2 separate regions of the Mus musculus genome follow, and region 1 is linked to region 2. The links are chromatin contacts, found by Hi-C or POLR2A ChIA-PET in ENCODE. All regions are on one chromosome and are shown on one strand. Each heading gives the region's core, a stretch centred on a gene start or an enhancer-like site at or near the end of the contact. The rest is flanking DNA. Distances are from core to core; before and after follow the strand shown.

Region 1 (3,029 bases), core at 141-2,640, 240 kb after region 2:
ACAGGGTGTCCCCAACCTGCCTCTTGCCAGGACCCCCATTACCTTTCCAGGCCAGCTTGATGTTCCACTCATAGAAGAAAATAAGCTTCCCTTTGCGGCTGTTACATGAAGCCTCACCTTCCACCTGTTTCAACTCACTGATCTCACATCGGCCAGCCTCATTCTCCATAGCAATGCCAACCAGGAGCTCTCGGAGCTTCCCCTTGGACCAAATGGTGGCATCCCGCTCTGTCCTGCCAGAGAATAGAAAGACAGGTGAATGGCCCAGCTGGTCTCCATCTGAGCAGCCAGGATGCCATCCAAACCCAGACCAGGTGAGTCCTGGTATTCAAGCAGCCTCCAACTCGCAAATGTGCTTCTCTGACGAGGTTTCTACTAGGTATCTTCTAAGCCTGTTGCTCAGTTTCTTAAGACACTATTATTCACCATATAATAATGGGTAATCTTAAAAACAATGGCCCCGGGGAAAAGGGTCCAGCAATCTCCACCCCAGGAAATGGATTGGCTAAGCTGCGGCCACCTGTAACGGTGGTAGTCATTTAAATAGCCTTAACCACAATATCAGTTATCTGGCATTTCCATATTTATCTTATGCATTCTCTCTAATGTTCTCATCTAAGGGGACAAAGAGCAGCCTGAGACGTCAGTGTCCTAATCATAGAATCCAGCCTAGAACATAATTCTTTCAGGACAGCTAAGTCATCTTATGGTGCAGTCTGGGCTCTGCTTCCCTCAGCTTTCCCCAATGCCCGCCAAAGAGGCAGACATCTCCCGGTATTCCTGAGACACAAAGGGGGGCAGATAACTAGTGCAAACTGAGACAAAGCAAAGAAAGTGAGATCCAAGTCCCTGCCTTCCTACTGCACACGGACACAGCACCGTCGGCGCACGCACGCGCACTACGCATCTCAAGGCCGAGGATGGCTGGGTGAGGGGCGACCGAGGCACAGCTGTCCGGTAGGGTGAGACAGAAGTCCCTTCTGGAGCTCGCCCAACTTCAGGAGGAGCCTGAAGCCGTAGGACCAGCGCAGTTAGGAACCGTCTCCCGCCACGGGCAGCCGTGCTGCGGCGCCGCGCGGCCCTCCCAGGAGCCCGCCCGCCTGCTCGCGCCCGGGGCCCACCGCACCAGTGCCAGTTGTTCACGTTGGTCCCGTCCTCCCGCTCCTCCACGATCCAGCGCGGGTCCCCCTGGCCCCACTTGGCCATGGCGGCGCTGACGACGACGGCCCTGGTAGCGGGAGCGCGCGGGTTTCCGGCCAGAAGGTCTGTGAGCCGATCGCCCGCAGCTCCCAGAAAGTGCCAGAAGTCCCCGCCCCGGGCCGCCCCGGCCACAGCCTGCCCCGCCCCCCGCTGTCCGCTCCCCGCAGCCAGCTCCACCCCACATCGACTCTGCCCCAAGCCCGGTTACGCCCCCAATATGCCACACCTCTGGGCGCCGCCCTCTGCAGGCTTCTCCCCCACCCCACCCCCGACTTCGCCCCGCCTCTCTGCCCTAAGACCCCGCCCTATGCCTCCTGGCGCTGTCTTCTGCTAGGCTCCTCCCCGACTTCGCCCCGCCCCCCGGTCCTAAGGCTCCGCCCTGGCCCTAGCCCTCCGCTTTGTAACCCCTGGTTCGCCTTGTTCTTGCCGCTGGCTCCTGCTGCCCAGCGAGGCTTCTGGCCAGGGCTTTCTACGAACGACCGAGACTCCGCCCAGGGCTCGTACCAGAGCGGGTTGTCCATTTTCTGAGGCCCTTGGGATGGGAGCTGCGCAGGTCCCTAAGCAGAGGCCCGCGAGGGTTTACTGAAAGAATGCTTTTTTTTTTTCCATGCAGTGATCCTCTAGAGACAAAAGATCGTGCTTGCAAGTGCCTGGGATTGTGGATACAGTTACAATAAGGGTTTATTAATTCTTTCCATCGTTTTTCACCTTCTAGCAAAAACTGAAGCCACCATCTGGAAAGTGTTTCTTAGGAGATTATTTTAACAAATAAAATAGGTAGTTCAATGGGAGATGGGGAAGGACCTGGCTGCTCTGTGCACTTGCCATTCAGTGGTCTGCTTATCAGCAAAACAAGCTGAAAGGGCTATGGTGTTTATTGGAGCTATTGCATTTCGATGTGTTCTTCGAGAAGTTACATCATTCAAACTGCTGAAGCAATGCTGTGACCCCCCCCCCCAAATCAAACGGCATTGTTAGTTCAACTGATCATACCAAAGGCACAGCTGACAGAAGGCAAGACTCTAGCGATGATTGGCGTGTACTTTGTGTGCCTACTTTTCATCCAGTTCTTCTGTTTGCTCCTGATAAAACATTTCATGATAAGATTTAGATATGTTCATTTGAACCTGACAGAAAATAAGACTTCTGAGGGTAGAAGCTGCTACAATCACTAAAATGTATAAATACCAAAATATACAAGAACTACTCCCAGTAGAAATAAATTTACTGGAATGTAACTCGATTGTGAGTCTAGGAGACCAATGGACCCTGAAGCACTCTTCAGATCTGCGATTTAAAAATGACCTCCAATAAGACATTGCAAAAATGGGAAAGAAACAATGGAAAAAGTAAAAGAGTGGGGAAGGTGGCCCCGAAAGAAACTGTCCTAGAAAAAGTACTGGGTCAATAGCTAGTGAACAAAACCATGGTGTTCCCACACCCCCTGGGGGGGGCATTTATAGACCATAACAATAATTGAGACATTTAAGCAATTTCAGATGTCCAAAGTTAATTGAAGCTTTCTTTAATTTTCAAGAAATGATAAAACAATGGAAAAAGAAAATCCTTGCCTGGCAGTGAGTCTGAAGACAGCTGATCAAAGGGGAAGAAGTCCAGCCACAGATGGAAGAGAGATGACCTGGACAGTGGGCTGCAGTGGGAAGGAAGCCATGATTTCAGGACATGAAAAGTGGAGTCACACGAGGCTCACTGGGTGCTGGTGGGAGGCAGAGGGGTGTACCCTTAAACTGTAATTGTTTGGTGTAAACAGACTGAATTTGTGTCCTTCTCCAAAACATGGGCTTGATAATTGTGCTTTTAGTTTTTTT
Region 2 (3,243 bases), core at 688-3,187:
AAAAAAAGAAAAAGGAACCGATGGATTAACTCAACAAGGTGCTCTCATTTCCTCACTGGAGCTGTGCCAAGCAGCCCCTGACCCAAACAAACAAACAAAATAAATTCCTCACGAGATTATAAAGAATTAAATAGAACATTGCACATAAGGTCTTCCATACCCATTGAATTCAGGTATTCGACTTAGTTTATTTACATTTCCATATCTCTATCCTTGGGGGTAGGATTGTTTTTAACTGTTGAAGGTAATGAAAATGTATAAGCAGTGTCAGATCTGTGTTCCGAATATTTGTTTTTGTGTATAGGGATAGCATCTTCTGCCTCCAGCTGACACTGAATTTATTCTGTAGCTGAGGATGGCCTTGCATTCCTATTCTTCCTGTCACTTCTTCCCAAGTGCTGGGAGTTCAGGCCTGTGCAATATGCCAGGTCAACTGTGTTGACTTAATAAATGTTGTGGCACAACAGACCAGTCGATTTTGGTGGACTGCTGGCTGTTTTTCCCCCAGATAGGGTTCTCTTTGTAGTTCTGGCTGTCCTGGAGCTTGCTCTGTAGTCCAGGCTTGTTTGAATTCAAGAGATCTGCCTGCCTCTGCCTCTGTCACCACCACCCAACTGCTGGTTGTTTTAAGCAACCCTAATCAGCAAAACTGACCTGGCACTTGGGAGCCATGGGTTAACCTAGGGGCGTGGCATAATAAGGGCACGCACCAAGTTAAAAGAAGTTGGCACAAAATCTGTCTATACGCATTGTTAAGTTAGCAACAGGATTTTCAATGTGTTAGGACTAATTTTTAGAAATAACTTCTTGTTGAAGCAGTCTGGGGAGAGTTAATTTTTTGTTGTTGTTTTTTTTCGAGACAGGGTTTCTCTGTGTAGCCCTGGCTGTCCTCGAGCTCACTCTGTAGACCAGGCTGGCCTCGAACTCAGAAATCCCTGTCTCTGCCTTCCAAGTGCTGGGATTAAGGGCATGCGCCACCTCTGCCCGGTAGAGAGTTAAATTTTTAAGGAGGCTCGTCCAATAACTAACTAGACAACCGTTTCCAGGCGCCCAAACTGCACGCCCGTTTATGCCAACCTCGGCCCGTGCTATTCACGTTCCCATGCGGTGCCCAAACCCAGGCCTCTACAACGGATCCAAGGCCCAGGGCCTACCATCCGGCACCTATGTGTTCTTTTCGGTCCTTCGCGGCCGTCTATTTCCATGTAGAAACAGGGTGTGCCCTCCCTTTTCCGAGCACAGACCCCATCCTAAGGGCGGATGCTGGGGCCCCAGGACGAGGCCCCTGAGGTTGGCGGGAGCTCGAGGGGGCGGGCCGCCAGGGAACGGGGAGGGGGGGAAAGCAGAAAGACGAGCAACGCGCGCGGCGCTCAAACCCGCGCTGCCTTCTGCTCACGGGCGAACCCCACCCTCTCCGTCACCAAAGGCGCCCAGCCAATGGGCGAGCCGGAAAGGCCGGGCTTACAAGCGAGGGACCGAGAGGGGGAGCCACTCGAGGGGAAAGGGATGTAGAAGGCGGGCTGCACTTGACTGACAGCTCACTCAAGCCAATCCTCTGTGAGGCTTCTCCGCTCTCCTCTTTGCTGGGCTCTGTTCGACGTCCCACCTTCTCTTCCTCCACCCCCCCCTCACTCCTTTGCGTCCCGCCCCGCCTCCCCTCCCCCACTCTGCGGGCAAATCACTGCTGGAAAGAGGCGGGGGCCTAAGCGGCAGGCTCGTGTGGAGCCTTGAGGTGGGATTGACGGGCGCTCCGACCAATAAGAGGTAGGCTGATGGCGCGGCTGTGGCCGGGGCCGACCAATGGGCGCGCGGCCTGGGGGCGGAGGCCCAGGTTCCAAACGCTCCGCGGCGCCATGGGCTGAAAACTCAACCGAGATGGAATCTCCCAGTCTGAACCGGTTTCAACCGGTTCCGAGTTTGAGGCACTAGGAGGAGGGGGAGAAGCGGCTGCAGCGGCCGCGGCAGGAGCAGCGGGAGCTTCAGCATCAGCAAGAGCAACAGTAGCTACAGCCCCGGCGGCCGTGCCTGTTCCAGCCTTTGCTGCAGCAGTCGTGCAACCATCCCGAGGGGGAGGGGGGAGGCACCAGTCGCTGAGGAGCACGCGAAGGGGGGAAAGTTTAGGCTAGCTCGGGTGGGGGGGCCCGGCGCCGGAGCGGCGTGAGCGAGGGAGCCCTGTGTGGTAGGGGGAGCCGGACTGCAACTGGCGGCAGAGCGGCCCCGGCCGTACGGACTCGCGCTGCTGCTCCCGCCGCCGCCTGTGGCTGGAGGGTCCTGGGCTCTGTCTCACGGACTGGCCCGCTCCCCTCCCCCTTCCTTCCCTCCCCAGCCGGGCGGGAGCATTTATTTCTCGGATTAATTCCCCTTTTTGGTGGGGCGCGTGTGTGTGCGTGCGCGCGTGTGTGTGCGTGAGTGTGTGTTGGGTGGAGTTGTCCCTAGAATAGTAAATACTGAGCTTTTTTTTTTTTTTTTGCCCTTCTCTGCTTTTTAATTTCTTTTTTGTTTAAGGTGGGAAAACTGTGAAACCCACCTTGATTTCCTCCCCTCTCCCTCCTCCCCACCTTCCCTCGCCCCAAGCCCGGACAAGGAAGGAAGAAGCAGTTGGTTGAATTTCTGGGTAAGTCGGTCGTGTGCTCGGGGCCGAGGGTCGGGCGGCGGCGGCGCGGCGGGCATGAGGCGAGGCGGGCGGCGGGCGCGGGGCCCTCGGCGGAGCCTGAGATTGAATGGAAGCGCTTCTGTCGCTCGGTGATGGAGGTGGGGAGGCGGCCGCGGGAGGGGAGCGCTTGCTGGGTCATCTTCGTGTGCGGGTGGCGGTGGAGGAAGGCGAGGAGCGTGGTAGTGAGGCTGAGCCCCTGCGCGTGGGTGGAAGGGCTTCCCCAGTCCAAAGGGCTGGGGAGAGTCGGGGGTGATTTCGGGAACGTCTCTGTAAATTATTAGGAGTGGAAGTTTCCAGAAATATTTAGTGCAGCAGCATTGAAACGTCCGCCTGCATCACGTGGCCCCCTCGGTGGAGAGCTTGGGATGGGGGAGGGAGGGGCTACCGAGTCCCTTCTTATGTGAAGAAACTCGAAAGCCTTGTGGGTGATTTTTGTTGTTGTTGGTTTTGTGAGTGTGTGTATAACAAGAAGTAGGAAAGAGGAGTTAATTTCTTTTTTTCGGGGGCCTGCAGTTGGGGTTCCGTGTTGTAGGTTGTTTTCGCCCGGGGCATATATGTCTTGGTGAAACCGTGTACTGCTGGCCGTGGAC

The links. A loop is a pair of places that touch in the nucleus more often than their neighbours do. ChIA-PET counts read pairs that join two places held with the same protein, here RNA polymerase II (POLR2A).
Region 1: a map of heart shows a loop between it and region 2 (11-fold over the local background). The contact joins the promoter of Ahsa2 here to the promoter of Xpo1 in region 2. A Hi-C loop is called at or near these places in 1 of 37 maps with a recorded cell type or tissue (heart). POLR2A ChIA-PET finds 5 or more read pairs at or near these places in 1 of 5 experiments (embryonic stem cell).

The regions. Positions count from the first base shown.
Region 1 is chr11:23,496,649-23,499,677 of GRCm38, forward strand. Ahsa2 (AHA1, activator of heat shock protein ATPase 2) reads right to left here and starts at 1,391. Exons shown (of 9, transcript NM_172391.4): 1 at 1,127-1,391; 2 at 43-233. The coding sequence starts at 1,206. It overlaps 1700030C12Rik (RIKEN cDNA 1700030C12 gene), which reads left to right and starts at 1,113. Exons shown (of 3, transcript NR_166706.1): 1 at 1,113-1,263; 2 at 1,814-1,937; 3 at 2,738-3,015.
Region 2 is chr11:23,254,104-23,257,346 of GRCm38, forward strand. Xpo1 (exportin 1) reads left to right here and starts at 1,938. Exons shown (of 26, transcript NM_001035226.1): 1 at 1,938-2,057; 2 at 2,541-2,614.